2 separate regions of the Mus musculus genome follow, and region 2 is linked to region 1. The links are chromatin loops, found by intact Hi-C in ENCODE. Cell type or tissue: heart. All regions are shown on one strand. Each heading gives the region's core, and the rest is flanking DNA. Links, peaks and the distances in the headings are about the cores only.

Region 1 (7,948 bases), core at 1,965-6,964:
GCTCAGCACACTACATAATGTGCTGTGGAGTGACTCCCCTGCCCCACAGGTAGAAGGGAGTCCACATTATTAATAATGAAGGAGTATTTTTACGAAACAAGACGCTTGTTCTGTAGCTTCACGCTGAGGTCAGATGAACTGCAGCTACATTTAACCTGGGAGGCAAGGGTACTTGAGAGAAAAGCTGGAACCCGATCACAAACACAATGATAGATGTTTTTCCTACCAGAAGGCTGGATTGTGGTCCATTTCTATAGGAATTTTCTTCCTGAAATTCAGTTCAATCTCTTAACAAATTGAAGCATAGTGAAGTGTATAGTCTACTTGGTAACTTGAACACTTAGAGAGAATGTCTTTTATGGACATTATTGTTACCTAGCATTCTTCCTGAGTGTTAACATAAAGACAACACAGCTGTATCTATCAAAGTTTTCTAGGTGAACAGAACCGATAAAATGAATCTCTACGTATGTAAAATGGGGCTTTCCTAGAATGACTCAGAGGCGGTGGTCCAGCTAGTCTAACGAGGTTAGTCTACCAACTAAAATTGGAAGAATCTAGTGGTTCAGTACAGAGCTCAGCACTGAGGCCAGATATCTCAGCTGTTCTTCAGTAAACAGCACAAGGTCGAAACCTAAGCTCTAAAGCAAAGGAATTAGCTTGCCAGCCAGAGACAGAGTAAGCTGACAAAATGAGAGAGCTTCCTTCTTCAGTGTCTTTTATATGTGTAGGCTGACACCAGATGGTGTGGCCCAAATCAAAGTTGGATCTTGTCACGTCAAAAGCTCCAAACTGAAGAAAGGTCTTCCCACTTTAAAAAATTCAATTAAGAAAAACCCCTCGTTGACTCCTGGGGAGCCTGCCTTGTCCCAGGTCTCAGGCAAATCCAAGGGGGTGACCTTAGCTGAGACTCATAGCAGTGGGGATATGGACCTGAAAAGGTCACCTCCTGTAACCAGGCAGGAACCTCATTGGAGCAGTAGGGACACCCATCCACCCACAAAACTTTTGACCCAAACTTTATCCTGTCTACAAAAAATGCAGAGATGGAGGATGGAGCAGAGACTGAGGGAATGGCCAACCAATTACATGCCCAACTTGAGAGACCCACCCAATGGGCAAGCTCAGGTCCAGGACACTATTAATGACACTATGTTGTGCTTGCAGACAGGTCCTAGCATAAGTGTTCTCTGAGAGGCTTCACCCAGCAGCTGACTAAAGCAGATGCAGAGATCCACAGCCAAACATTGGATAAAATTCAGGAACTCTCATGGAAGGGCTAGGGAAAGAATCGGAGGCCTCAATGGGTAAGGAACTCCCTGGAAAACCAACAGAGTCATCTAACCTGGGCCCATGGAGGCTCTCAGAAATTGAACCACCAACCACAGAGCATATACCAGCTGGGCCAAGACACCCAACATATATGTAGCAGATGTGGATTCCCCAACAACTGGAGTGGAGACTATCCCTGAAGCTGTTGCCTGTATGTGGAATATGCTTCCCTAATTGGGCTGCCTTGTCTGGCCTCTTTTGGGAGGGGTTATTTGTCAGGGTACTAGAATACTTTGGGGACAGGGGTGGGGGTTGGGGTGTGCTCCACCATTTCAGAAAAGAAGGAGGGGGAATGGAGGAGGGACTGTGGGAGGAGTTACACAGACAGAGGCTGCAATTGGGATGTCAAGTAAATGAAAAATTAATTAAAAATAATAAATTATACACTAACAACAATAGATATTACAAAATCAAAAAGAAAAGAAAAACCCCTCACAGACATTCCCAACTGTGTGGAATTCCAGATGGAGACATTTTGACCACCAAGTTTAGCCATCACAACAGCCAAGCCTGAAGAGCTGAGTCAGGTTTCTTACCTGAAACAGACAATTACAGCATGGTATCATTTCCAAAGTGATGTTTAAAAAAAAAAAAAGGCAAGGAGATTTATTTCAGGAGTTTAGACACATTCACGCAGCACTCAGCCTACTCCCACACATGCTCAGTTAACAAATCCATTTTTTAACCTGGTCATAAAGTAAAAGCAGAGACATTTGGGGGAATTGTTAGGTTGAAGTACTGAGGAACATATAAATCATAAAATGATAGAAAAAATGCCTCTGGCATGTTTATCATATACCATAAGATCTTTGTTGAAAATCAAGTGTTAATCCCACCAGGTAACAATGAGCCCACTACCACAATTTGAGACAAAATTGAAGCAAGTTAGTTTCACTGAGGTACAGACAAAAGAAGGCCAACTACTGCCTATCAAGTGGGATTTAAGAGAGCAGTCCCAAATTTATTTCTTGGGCTCCTTTTAAGGAGTAAAATCACAAATAGTTGCAAAACAGTTCTACAAAAGTGAGAAAAATGGGGCAGTAAAGAAATACAGAAAAATGGATTGTTTTCATTGTAGGTCAGGATGGTTTAAAAAACCAGTCAAGGCTCCAGGAAACAGACTTAAAATCAGCAACTTAGCTCTTACAATAAAGGGAAAGTTATTTTTAAAATACAAATACTACTGCCTTCAAAATGGAGTCAGGCAGATTCCTCACAAGTAATGGACACTGTGAAAGTAGATTATTTGTAGTCAGTTTGTTATTAGTTAATCATGATGCCTGATCTAAAAGATAGGTATACCAATGCCATAATTCTCACACATAGGAAGGACAAAAAGCACAAATATAGAAAACATCTAGGGAAAGTCACCTGTTAGCCAAGCATTTTAACATGTTATTAATCCAACCCAGGAGTTGGGAGGCAAAGGCAATCTGATATTCCTGAATTTAAGGACACTCTGGTCTATTGAGTAATGTTCATAATAAACTGAACTAAAACAGACACTGAGAGGCCAAACCTACTCAATCTTGAGACCAGCCTCTATCTTAAAGAAGGGGGGGGGGGAGGGGAAGCCTGAGAACTTGACCTGCAGCAGAACCCAAGCTACGTCCGTCCTCCCATTGTGTGGCCCAAGCTCCAGCTTGTAAATAAAGACCCTAATGCGATCCCATCAGAATCGGCTCCTTCGTGGTCTTTTGGAATTCACGAACGCTTTCTGGCACATTTTGTTGAGTTGGATGGGAACTCTAAGGTCACCAGGAGCCAACCTGCTGGGTCTTAATACCGGTAATGTTGTCTGAGTCTGAGTGTGTCTATCCATGTGTTTATGTAATCTCTGTCTATGTGCCTTCGTGATACCGCAATAATTCTGTCCTGAATAATTCTGTAATTCTGTTCTGAAGAGGCCTAAAAATCTGTATTTGGTGGCAAGAAATGAAAGCCAAGGCAGAATCCCACTGCAGCAGCTATATGTCATAGCTCAAGCTCCTGGAATAGGGAATGCTCAGGGTGTTATTTTCTAGGAAGGAAGGAACCGATGGACGTGAAACCTCCTACTAGTCGTGGAACCCTGCTGCGAGCTATTTTCACTGCTGGCTAGGTGCTCTGTGTGTGTGTCACTTTAAGGAACTGCGGTCCACTCTGCTTTCTGTTTCTTGTTATGGGGTAAATTTGACTTGGACGGACCGACCACGTTGAGATTAGAAGACCCACCCTCTTGATTTAACCCCCACCCCCACCCCCCTGGCCCGGTGCTTTACGGGTATCCCGCGGCTGTGGGCGTGGCCAGCTGAGTGCACCGGGCGGGAGTGGGGACCCATCCAAGCGGAACCTTCAGCCACCACGGCCCTCCAGGCAGGGGCCCACAGACAGCCCGGGGAACTGGGACTAGAGGTCGGACAGCGAGCGGGTGCGGCTCCACTGCGCGCTGCAGAGGTGCGGGGCCCAGTCACTCCGTGCTCGGCAAAACCGTGCTGTGGCTCCCGCACGCCCACCACCCACACTGAGGGGGCTCTGCGCCCCACGGGGGACCCTAACTCCCTTCTCAGCGCCGCCCTCTGAGCCCTCCCCGACGGCAGCAGGGTACAAGGAACCTGACCCGGCCCGGTGGTAGGCCTGGCGGCGCGCGGAGCACACAGGCATTCCTGGCTGGCCCTTTGAAAGGTCTAAGCCTGGGGCCTCCGGTATCCCTGAGATTTCCCTGAGTGGGAAGATGAGCTCCCAGAGAGCAGGGCTCCAAGTGTGGACTGGGCAGGAGGGGCCCCTAGTGGGCAGATGTCTCCCACACCGAAGCTTGGAACAGTCTCCTGGTCACTCATTTTGCTCAGTAAATGGCTACCCTTCCTGCTTCCTGTCTAAACAGATGTAGTCTCTGAGTTGTACAGAGAAGGTCTCCATTGACACCATCGTGCCACACTCAGCTCATTGAGAAGCAACAACCACTCCTTTCCGTGTTCCATAGGGCACTCAGTGCAGCCACCTACACCTACAAGACAACAGATGGGAGGCAACCCAGGAGAGCTTCAGACTAAATTCTTCCCTGCTCTGAACACCCCCACACCCTCTGCCCAAAGATTAAAATATAGATAAGATTGGACTTTGGAACCTGAATCTGTTGTCCTGCCCTTGCATGCAGCTGGGCTGATCCGTGATCAAAGAAACCAACCTCATCACTACTGGCTCTTTGCTACTATGACCTTTTTTACTGGAACTCCCCCCTTTTCAAACAGTCCTCGAGATTTAATTAGTCTCTTAGAGACAGTCCTTTTCAGCCACCAGCCCACTTGAGATGATTGCAAAGAGCTCTTGTAGGTTCTCTTCACCACAGAGGCCAGGAAACTGGTTCCTGGTCCTACAGAGGAACCGGCCCAGATTAAGACTTCAACACTGCTAAAGGTCAGAAGAGTCTCTAAGTCTTTTCTCCAGGCTCTGATTAGCAGGTCTCAAAGCAGCTGTAAGACAGCCACTAATTTGGCCAAAGATAAGCAAAAACAGCCGTAGCTCTAGCCTTTATTAACCAGGCAGCACCAGGTATTAGGAAACTCAAAAGGTTTCAAGGACTAAAAGAGTCTAAAAGATAACGGCAGAAAAAGTGTTTAATAAAGATAGACAGTACCCCGGAGCTCTTGACTCTAGCTGCATATGTATCAAAAGATGGCCTAGTCGGCCATCACTGGAAAGAGAGGCCCATTGGACATGCAAACTTTATATGCCCCAGTACAGGGGAACACCAGGGCCAAAAAGGGGGAGTGGGCGGGTAGGGGAGTGGGGGTGGGTGGGTATGGGGGACTTTTGGTATAGCATTGGAAATGTAAATGAGCTAAATACCTAATAAAAAATGGAAAAAAAATAAAGATAGAAAAACTGAAAGAAAAAAAAAAGACAGGTAAAAGAGCAGAAAAAAACAGACTCACGATCTGGCAAAGATCCTGCTGGCAGCCACGGCAAAACCAAAGGATTGTGGGAGACATCTAAAACAAATGGTTTCTAGAAATTAATGTGTTTATGCAAACCCTGGCACTGGGCCAGGGACCTACCTGTGTAAGAGATGTCTAAAATAAATCGCTTCTACAAAAAGAGATAAGGGGACCCTACAGACCGAGACCAACCCCACTTAGAAAAGTACCAATGTATTTGTGGTAAAGAGGAGGCCATTGGGCCAGGGAAAGCCGCAAGAAAAAGCCTATTCAAACCATGGCCTTAAAAGTTGCCCAGGGTAAGCCTAAAAATAAAAGAGAAACACACCAGCTTCTTTGGTTTATGTTGTTGTTTTAAATATTTTTGTTGAATATTTTCTTTATTACATTACATTTCAAATGTTATCCACTTTCCCAGTGTCCCCATCTGAAAGAACCTAGTGGGGAAACCTCCACTCAACTTCCGATTCGGCATGCACCCAAGAATCACGAACAAACAGACCGTCTTGATGTAAAAACACGAGGTAGTTTAATGGCGGAGCTCCGGATCAAAACGTATCTCACGCAGGAGACAGTGGTTTTGACTGTTTAATGGTGGAGCTCCGGGTTGAAACATATCTCACGCAGAAGACAGTGGTTTTGACCACGAGGCTTGGAAGCTAGGGGTTTTTATAGGAAAGGAGTGGGGCTGTGGGAGGAATTGGCTCAGTAAACATCAGCAGACTGTTAACATTTAACTTGGGTCAGAAGGGCTGGGAAATAGGGAGGCGCCAGGCCAGTCCGGCATGTCATTCTCTTTATCTTTATGACTAAGCAGCCTCAGGGATGTCTTAACAACGGGCCTGCCCGGGCATGTCCTGGCCTGTTCTGCTATGTTCTCAGCCCCAGGTTTCAAAGCTCACAAACAACTCTTTGGGCTATTTGACATAAATTACATGAATCACAGGTCTCAAGTTTTATTTTCTTTCACATCCTCCTCTCTCTCCCCCTCCCCCTGCTTCTATGAGGGTGTTCACCCACCCACCCACCCACTCCACCTCCCCTCCTTGGCATTCACCTATACTGGGGCATCGGGCCTTCTCAGGACCAAGGGCCTCTCCTCCCATTGATGACCGACAAGGCCATCTTCTACTACATTTGCTGCTGGAGCCATGAGTCCCTCCATGTGTATTCTTTGGTTGGTGGTTTAGTCCCTGGGAGCTCTGGGAGTTCTGGTTGGTTGATACTGTTGTTCTTCCTATGGGGTTGCAAACCCCTTCAGCTCTTTCAGTCCTTTCTCTATCTCCTCCATTGGGGACCCCAAGCTCAGTCCAATGGTTGGCTGCGAGCATCTGTCTCTGCACTTGTCAGGCTCTAGTAGAGCCTCTCAGGAGACAGCCATATCAGGCTCCTGTCAGAAAGAACTTCTTGGCATCCACAATAGGGTCTGGGTTTGGTGACTGTACATGGGATGGATCCCTAGGTGGGACAGTCTCTGGATGGCCTTTCCTTCAGTCTCTGCACCACACTTTGTCTCCCTATTTCCTCCCATGAGTACTTTGTTCCCCATCTAAGAAGAACTGAAGCATCCACACTTTAGTCTTCCTTCTTCTTGAGCTTCATGTGGCCTGTGAATTGTATCTTGGGTATTCCAAGCTTTTGGGCTAATATCCACTTATCAGTGAGTACATACCATGTGTGTTCTTTTGTGACTGGGTGACCTCACTCAAGATGATATTTTCTAGTTCCATCCATTTGCCTAAGAATTTCATGAATTCATTGTTTTTAATAGCTGAATAGTACTCCATTATGTAAATGTACCACTCCTCTGTTGAAGGACATCTGGGAGATTCCACCTTACACCAGACATAATGGCTAAGATCAAAAACTCAGGTGACAGCAGATGCTGGCAAGGATGTGAAGAAAGAGGAACAGCCCTCCATTGTTGGTAGGATTGCAAATCACTCTGGTGGTTCCTCAGAAAATTGAACATAGTATTACCTGAAGACCCAGGTATACCACTCCTGAGCATATACCCAAAAGATTTTCCAACATGTAGTAAGGACACATGCTCCACTATGTTCATAGCACCCATATTTATAAATAGCCAGAAACTGGAAACAACCCAGATGTCCTTCAACAGAGGAATGGATACAGCTTCCTTGTTGATAATAGAGCCTAACATCTGTTTTGCTAAAACCTAAAGATAAAGTCTCTTCAACAGTCTATGAATGACCTCCTAGTGACAGCAGAAACCAAACAATGTCTAAAAGATACCCAGAACCTCTTGAAGGAAAATTTGGACTATTAAACCTCTGCTAAGAAGGCCCTACTCTGATAACCATAGGTGACCTCCCTAGAGTTGGGTGATACATATTAAGAGATCTGAGGTGGCTCTCTGAGGCCAGAAAAAAAAAATTCTATACCAGCTTTGGGGTTGCTAGAAGTGACTAAGCCCTTTCACCTCTTCAAAGACTAGAGATCTGGGCCCTGATGCCAACCAGTGGCCTACCTGTCAAAGAAATTAGACCCAGTTGCCAGCCCCCAAAGACACCACAAAGACTAGACAATGACAACCCTAACCCCCTCTAAAATACTATGGTCTAGTCCCTTCCAGTCACCAATACATCCAATCCTGAATTAACTGAGTCAGAAAGGCATATCTCTCTAACTAACTGTTTTCATAAGATTAGATATAGTACCAGTCCCTTCATAACAAA
Region 2 (7,948 bases), core at 1,938-6,937, 68 kb before region 1:
TTAAAGAGATCAACCCTGAATCCACTTTTAGTGCCCCATTTTAAGAGTAAAATCACAAGTATTTCCCAAGCAGGTTTACAGAAAATAGACAATGAGAGAAAAAGGAAATATAAAACAACAACAACAACATCCCAACAAAACAAACAAAAACAGCAACAACAACAAAATAACATCATGTGGCCAATATGCAGTTATATAGGGTCAGATATAGTCAGGGTGTTCTCCAAAATATGTAAAGTTCATGGGTCGGGGCAAGACAGGCTCTAGGACAAAGGCTTAAACACAGCAAATCAGCTCTTATAGTAAATATCAACTTAATTTTTCATAATACAGCATAATGGCCCCTACCTTCAAAATGGAGTCAGACAAATTTCTCATCAGTGACACTGCAAACAAAAAGATAGATATATCAATGTGACAATCCCCACACATACAAACAAGAGATACCACATATATAGAGCAAACATCAAGGGTAAGTCACCTATTAGCACAGTAGATGTTGTACTTAGATGAACAGCTATACTGAGCTATTTTATACTCAGAACAAGGTTGCTTTTCCTTCTGGGCAGGTTGGCTCAGAGGAAGGTCATGGATGCCTCCGTGCAGGACCAGAAAGAGTTCATTTTGACTAAGCCTGGAGGCTGTCTGTCTCAGGACTGTGACAACACCAAACAGTGTGTTGAGTATTTTTCTTCGTAAATGAATGGTAAGAGATTTTAGATGTTAATTGGTATCAGCAGCATTGAAATAGCACGTCAAGGCACCGGAGAGATGGCTCAACAGTTTAGAGAGGTGGCTGCTCTTCTAGAGGATCCAAGTTTAATCCCAAGTATACACTTCTTGTTCTATCCTTCATTTTTATGGTTATATGGATATCTGCCTAGTTGTGTCTGTACGCAGTACCGACAGCACCCAGAAGAGGGCGGAAGATACCAACCATTGGAGTCACAGCACATTGTTAGCTACCTGGGTTAAGGAAATGGAACCTGGGTCCTCTGGACAGCACTCAGTGCTCTTATCTGCTGAGCCAACTCTCCAGCCCCTCTTCTTTTAATTTAAAGTTTACTTTTGTACTTGTTCATTGAAATATATTGCATCTCATACACCCTTCCTTGTCCTCCCTCCTTCCCTTCCCAAATTCTTCCTTGTCATGCATGAGTAAGTAAGCTCTTAATATATGACTACAACCGGCCCCAGTCACTGAGCCGCCGCCGGAGGACTCAGCTGCCTCCCCCTCGAGCCCTCTTGCTTCCCGAAGCTACGTCCCCCACGCCCGCCTTCTCCCGCAGCCGCCTTCCGCAGGCCATTTCCGCCGAGGAAAAGGAATCTTTTCGTATGTCCGCTATCCAGAACCTCCACTCTTTCGACCCCTTTGCTGATGCAAGTAAGGGTGATGACCTGCTTCCTGCTGGCTCTGAGGATTATATCCATATAAGAATTCAAAAGAGAAACGACAGGAAGACCCTTACAACTGATCACTGATGAGTACGATAAAAAGAAACTAGTGAAGGCGTTTAAGAAGAAATTTGCTTGCAATGGTACTGTAATTGAGCATCCAGAAGAAAATGGAGAAGTAATTCAGCCACAGGGTGACCAGCGCAAGAGCATATGCCAGCTCCTGATAGAGATTGGACTGGCTGAGGAAGATCAACTGAAGGGTCATGGGTTTTAAGTGCTCGTGGCTTAAGTGAGGATTTCCTTGCAATGAGTAGAATTTCCCTTCTGTCCCTTGTCACAAGTTTAAAAACCTCACAGCTTGTATAATGTAATCATTTGGGGTCCGCTTTTAACTTGGACTAGTGTAATTCCTTCATGCAATTAACTGAAAAGAGCCACAATACAACACACACACACACACACACACACACACACACACACACACACACACACACACACACACATACAACCTGCTGAGTCTGTTGTTGTTGTTGTGTTCATTTGTTTGTTTGTTTGTTGTTTATTGTGTGTATATGGTTTCAGGAGTGATTACATTGCATTAAGTGGCCAACTAGGGAGCGCATTCCTGCCTCAGGCAGATTCTCTGACTTGCAGATGAATTGAACTGTTAATGAACAGTGGGCGTCTAACCCCTCTAATGACCTAGGCTGTCTTGGACAGCAAATATTATAAAGATTAGAAACCTAGGGATGGAAAATACACGAGCAGTTGAGAACACTGCCGATTTTCTGAGGGCACCCAGGTTTCCTTCCCAGCACACTCAGCAGCTCACATCTATCCCTAACTCCAGCTTCAGGGAATCTGAAAAAATCTGTTCACCTCCTAGGCAGCCATAAATTCACCAAGCAGGAATGAGGCAAAGTCACATAAACAGGCAAAACTCCCATATACATGAAATACAAGTGAAATTCTATTTCTGAAGAAGGAGGAGGAAGTGGAGGCAGAGGAAGAAGAGGAGGAAGAGGACAAGAGGAGGAGTAGGAAGAAGAAAAGAGGGAAGGGGGGAAAGGAGAGAGGTACAGGAAAGGGGAGGGGGAGGAGGAGGACCTTGTACCATAAAAATTATTTTTCACGGTGAGTGTGGTTTTACATTCTTTTGATCCCAGCACTTAGGACACAGAGGCAGGAAGATCACTGTGGTTTTTGAAGAAAGCCTGTGAGTAGCCAACACACACACACACACACACACACACACACACACACAGAAAGGGAAAGAAGAACAAAACTGAATAATAGATAAAAAGAAGCATAGGAGAATGGGGAGAGTGTAAAACCTCTTCAGTCATTTCAGTTGTCTGTCACTTGTGCCCATAAAATCATTTTCAGTAATGACTATTGCCAAGCATGGTAGCACATGCTGTTAATCCCAGCATTTAGGAGGCTAAGACAATCTGATATCCAAGAGTTCAAGGTTATTTTAATCTACTTAATCAATTTCATGATAATACTAATCTCAAGAAGACTACCACATTTTTAAACAGTGATTATAATTTTTATTTTATTTTATTTTTTGGTTGAGACAATATCTCACAAAGACCCTCATCTGATTTTGATTCATTATGTATAATATATAATACATAGACTACATAATATATAATGTAAAATAATATTGACTCTTTAAGAAATTCTCATATATGCCGGGCAGTGGTGGCACACGCCTTTAATCCCAGCACTTGGGAGGCACAGGCAGGCAGATTTCTGAGTTCGAGGCCAGCCTGGTCTACAGAGTGAGTTCCGGGACAGCCAGGGCTACAAAGAGAAACCCTGTCTTGAAAAAACCAAAAAACCAAAAACCAAAAACCAAAAAAACAAAAACCAACAGCAACAACAACAAAAAAGAAATTCTCATACACATTTAATCATCTTGCCTTTGGATTATCATTGCTAGCATTCCAGTCTTCTATAAAAGAGGGAGCTGACAAATAAATAATTTAATATTGCTAACTCTGTTTAGGAGGGAGCGGAGAATGTTTTTTATGCAGTTGCTTTTTCAAGGCAGTCTACACTTGTCAATCTTGAGATTACTTCTACCCTCAGTGTCATGGTATTCATGGTACCTGCTCTAGAGCTACATTTAAAACACACCCCTTCCTGGGTTCCTCTACTTGGAAGGGGAGACTTCTGTATTCTGATCTTCCACAGAATACTTCCATATAGTTACCTTTCTGTTGCTGTGATACAACACACCATGGTCAAGGCAGTTTATAAAAGAAAGCAGTAAATAGGGCTTACAGATCCAGAAATAGAGATGGTGCTGGCTCAATAAACACAGGGTAGCAAGAAGCAGTGAGAGCCTACATTGTGAACCTCAGGTAGGAAGTAGAGAATACACTGGGCATGGCCAGAGGCATTCATAGCGAATAAGCTTAGCACCATGATACACCTCCTTCAAAAAGGCCACACCTCTAATCTCCCCGAAAGAGTTCTGCCAACTGGAAAACAATTATTCAAACATATAAGAGTATAAGAGCCATTTTCATTTAACCAACATCTTTCTTTAACTCAGATAGTGACAGCTTAAGTGGCAGTGATATGTTTTCAACATACAGTGTCACAAAATATTAACCACATGCTCTATGAATGTTCTTATTTTTGTTATATTGCATGTAATTGCCTTGTATTTAACCTGAAGAACAGAACAAAGTTTCAGCATCATATCTATACCTACCTTGTACTCCTGAAGTGTGTTCCAGTTGTAAATTCTATTTCAGACTTCTGAGTGAAACCTGAGTGTCACATCCTGTCTAACTGCTACATGTAATGGGAAAGTTATTTTTTAGGTGAAAAATTTCAAAGTGATATCTGATAATTATAGTTTTTCCAGATTTGAGATATACTTATCAACAATTGTTGCTTCATAGGTTTATTTAGAAAATAATCTGTTGGGCTGGAGAGATGGCTCAGTGGTTAAGAGCACTGACTGCTCTTCTGAAGGTCCTGAGTTCAAATCCCAGCAACCACATGGTGGCTCACAATCATCCATAATGAGACCTGATGCCCACTTCTGGTGCATCTGAAGACAGCTACAGTGTACTTGGATATAATAATAAATAAATCTTAAAAAAGAAAATAATCTGTTACCAATGAAGGCAAATGATAGAGCTTCCATTGTAGAAAGACACTTATTTTATCCTAATCTCAAGGCATCTCTCACTATATGAATTGAATTTTAACCAGGCACACTTCCAAGAGACAGTACATGCTTTGTTATGAAAAGCTACAAGAGGAAGCTATTCCAAAGAAAAGAAATTACATATTACCTCCCATTTGCCAACAACCTCTGTGACTATGTTGTGTTGTGGGGTGCGTGTATGTGTGTGTTTTAATTTGTATTGAAATCATTATTTTGTTCTTAAATGGATGAGCAATATCTTAGAAATTAGTTGCTACCTGCAGCATTGAAATGACATGTCAAGGCACTAGAGAGAATTCAACAGTTTAGAGAAATGGCTGCTCTTCTAGAGAATTCAGGTTTGATTCCAAGTACACACAGGCTTTACAACCATCTGTAATTCCAGGTCTAGAGGGTTCAATGCCCTCTTCTGACCTCTGCAAGCACCAGACATGAATGTAGTACATATGCATATATGCAGACAAAAAACCCATACACATAAAATAAATTAAGGAAAAATAGGGCACATCTGTAGTCCAGCACAACCAGCCAGTGCATTAGAAGGTGGTTATTATGTTGTGTTCAGAACATAAAGATGTTTTCCTCATAAGTCAAGCTATAGAAAGTAAGCATTGACTTGTTTGCAAAAGGTATGTGAGATTAATGTTTATACAAAGAAAGTGATCAGAGATTGTGCTAACATGTCAAGTACACTGAGGTGAGACCAAGTTCGTGGTTGTTCAGTAGTAGACACTGCCAATTGCCATTAATGTTTATGTCTCAGTGAGGGAATAAGAGAAACTTTGTTTTATGTGCTTTGTACCCATCTGTGTGAACTTTAAAAGAAAAAATGGGGGTTATTATCCTAATGGCAAAGTTCTTCATTGCATTGATAAATAAAATGAATAGCTATCACTGTCATATTCCAACCTTAAACAAACCATGTTGTCATCAAAAATAATATCCATTTGGACACCAGGAATCATTACAATGTTCTAGGACAAATGGCCTTTAAGAAAGTTTTATCTCTTATCAACTTCTTTGTAACTTCTTTAGACACTTTACAACATGCTTAAGTTTTTCCTCACTTCATTCAAATATCAGTCTTTAAATAATCATCGTGTTAGGAGAACAATAATGTCTACAGTCACATTTATATAAAGTTGTTACCTGGCCCTTATTCATCATCTTTACCGAAATATGTCAACAACTTTATATATTTTCTCATCACTTTGTGGGTGGTTCACTTTCTGTCTACCTGGCCAAACAGTTCTAGTAACTGCCACAGTCACAGGCATTAGAATGAAAAGGGCTGGAGAGATGGGTCAGAGGTTAAGAGCATTGGATGTTCTTCCTGAGATCCTGAGTTCAATTCCCAGAAACCACATGGTGGTTCACAACCATTTGTAATGAGATCTGGTGCCCTCTTCTGGTCTGCAGGCATACATACAGGCAGAATGTTATATACATAATAAATAAATAAATCTGAAGAAGAAGAAGAAGAAGAAGAAGAAGAAGAAGAAGAAGAAGAAGAAGAAGAAGAAGAAGAAGAAGAAGAAGAAGGAGGAGGAGGAAGAGGAGGAGGAGGAGGAGGAGGAGGAGGAGAAGGAGGAGGAGGAGGAGGAAGAGGAGGAGGAGGAGGAGGAGGAGGAGGAGGAGAAGTAGTACAGAAAAACAAAGGCAAACAGGTAGACACCCTTAAAGAAATACAGAAAGATACAACCAAGCAGGTAAAGGAATTGAACAAAATAGTCCAAGACCCAAAAAGTGAAATAAGAAAAATGAAGGAAATCACAAATGGAGGCAACCCTGGAGATGAAAAACCTGGTAAAGAGATCAGGAACTACAGCTGCAAGTACCACCAACAGAATACAAGAGATAGAAGATTGAATCTCAGGAGTAGAAGGTATCATAGAAGATATTGACATATCAGACAAAGAAAATACAAAGTTCAAAAGCTCCTAAACAAAATATCCAGAAAATTTTGGATGCAATGAAAAGACCAAACTTAAGAATAATAGAAATAGAAGACAGTGAAGAATCCCAGTTCAAAGGGACAGAAAACTTCTTCAACAAAAATCATAGAAGAACCCTTCTGGCCTGTGCCTCCTGCCAGGGCAGATCACCAGCTTGTCTGCTTCTCTGAAGATGCCACAGTTTTAAGGCCACCCAGGAGATCCTCTACATGCAGGGCAACCTATCGACAGATTGTCTGCTCCTCCAAAGACACCATAGTTGGAGTCCTTCCAGGAGTTCTGCTGCACACAGGGCAAGAGACCCCACAGTCTGCAGTCTGAAGGCCTCCCAGGAGAACACCTATATGCAGGATAACAGCCTGACAGCTCTTCTGAAGACTCAACAGTCTGAAGGCCTCCTAGGAGATCTGCTGCAGCCAGGGCAAAGGATCAGCACCTTGTCTGCTCCTCCAAAGACCCCACAGTCTGCAGGCATCCCAGAAAAGCTGTACAGCCAGGGCAACAGGTCACCAACATACATTCCCCTCTGAAGACCGCACAGTCTGAAGACCTCACAGGAGGTCTGCTACAGCCAGGGCCACAGGCCTTCCAGAAACCCTGAAGCAACCAAGGGACACAGGAAGCAGGCTCCAGACAAAGACACCCAGACTAGCTATTGCCAGGGATAGCCAGATGCCATGAGGTCAGAGCAAGAACATAATAGACAGAAGCCAATGGACTTTGGCATAATCAGGACCCAGTTCTTCACCACATCAAACTCTGGACATACCAACACACCTAAAAATCAGAAAGCTGACTTAAAATGCTATCTCATGAAGATAATAGAGTCCTTTAAGGAGGATATAAATAACTCACTGAAATAAATACAAGAAGACACAGGTAAACATGTAGAAGCCCTTAAAGAGGAAACAAATCCCTTAAAAGAATATAGAAAAGCACAATCAAACAGATGAATAAATTGAACACAGTGGTCCAAGACCTAAAAGTAGAAGCAGAAACAAAAAAGAAAACACAAATGGAGGCAACCCTTAAAATGGAAAACCTAGGAAAGAGGTCAAGAATTACAGATGTAAGCATCACCAACAGAATACAAGAGATAGAAGAGAGAATGTCAGGTGTAGAAGATACCTTAGAAGAGATTGACACAACTGTCAAAGAAAATTCAAAATATAGAAAACTCCTAAGCCAAATCACCCAGGAAAGCTAGGATACAATGAAAAGACCAAACCTAAGAATAATAGGAATAGAGAGAGGAAAGCAAAGATTCCCAGCTCAAAGGACCTGAAAACATCTTCAACAAAATCATAGAAGAAATGTCCCCAACCTAAAGAAAGAGATGGCCATAAATGTATAAGAAGCCTGTAGAACACCAAATAGATTGGACCAGAAGAGAAAACCCTCT

Evidence for each region. A loop is a pair of places that touch in the nucleus more often than their neighbours do. Peaks named below come from ENCODE experiments on the same cell type or tissue, not always from the same donor. Only the 100,000 strongest peaks of a DNase experiment are listed, where the experiment ranks them.
Region 2: it touches region 1 in a loop (2.1-fold over the local background); 2 of 42 quality-filtered maps call a loop at or near these places.

The regions. Positions count from the first base shown.
Region 1 is chr8:69,395,808-69,403,755 of GRCm38, forward strand. No RefSeq gene overlaps it. Among named protein-coding and RNA genes, the nearest start is that of Gm10033, 4.2 kb to the left of the region's middle. In heart, for the core only: a CTCF peak has its summit at 4,110; a DNase peak (open chromatin) is centred at 3,624; H3K4me3 peaks cover 1,217 bases; H3K27ac peaks cover 1,185 bases.
Region 2 is chr8:69,327,883-69,335,830 of GRCm38, forward strand. It overlaps the pseudogene Gm7688. Among named protein-coding and RNA genes, the nearest start is that of D130040H23Rik, 61 kb to the left of the region's middle. In heart, for the core only: no CTCF peak of the experiment used is centred there; no DNase peak of the experiment used is centred there.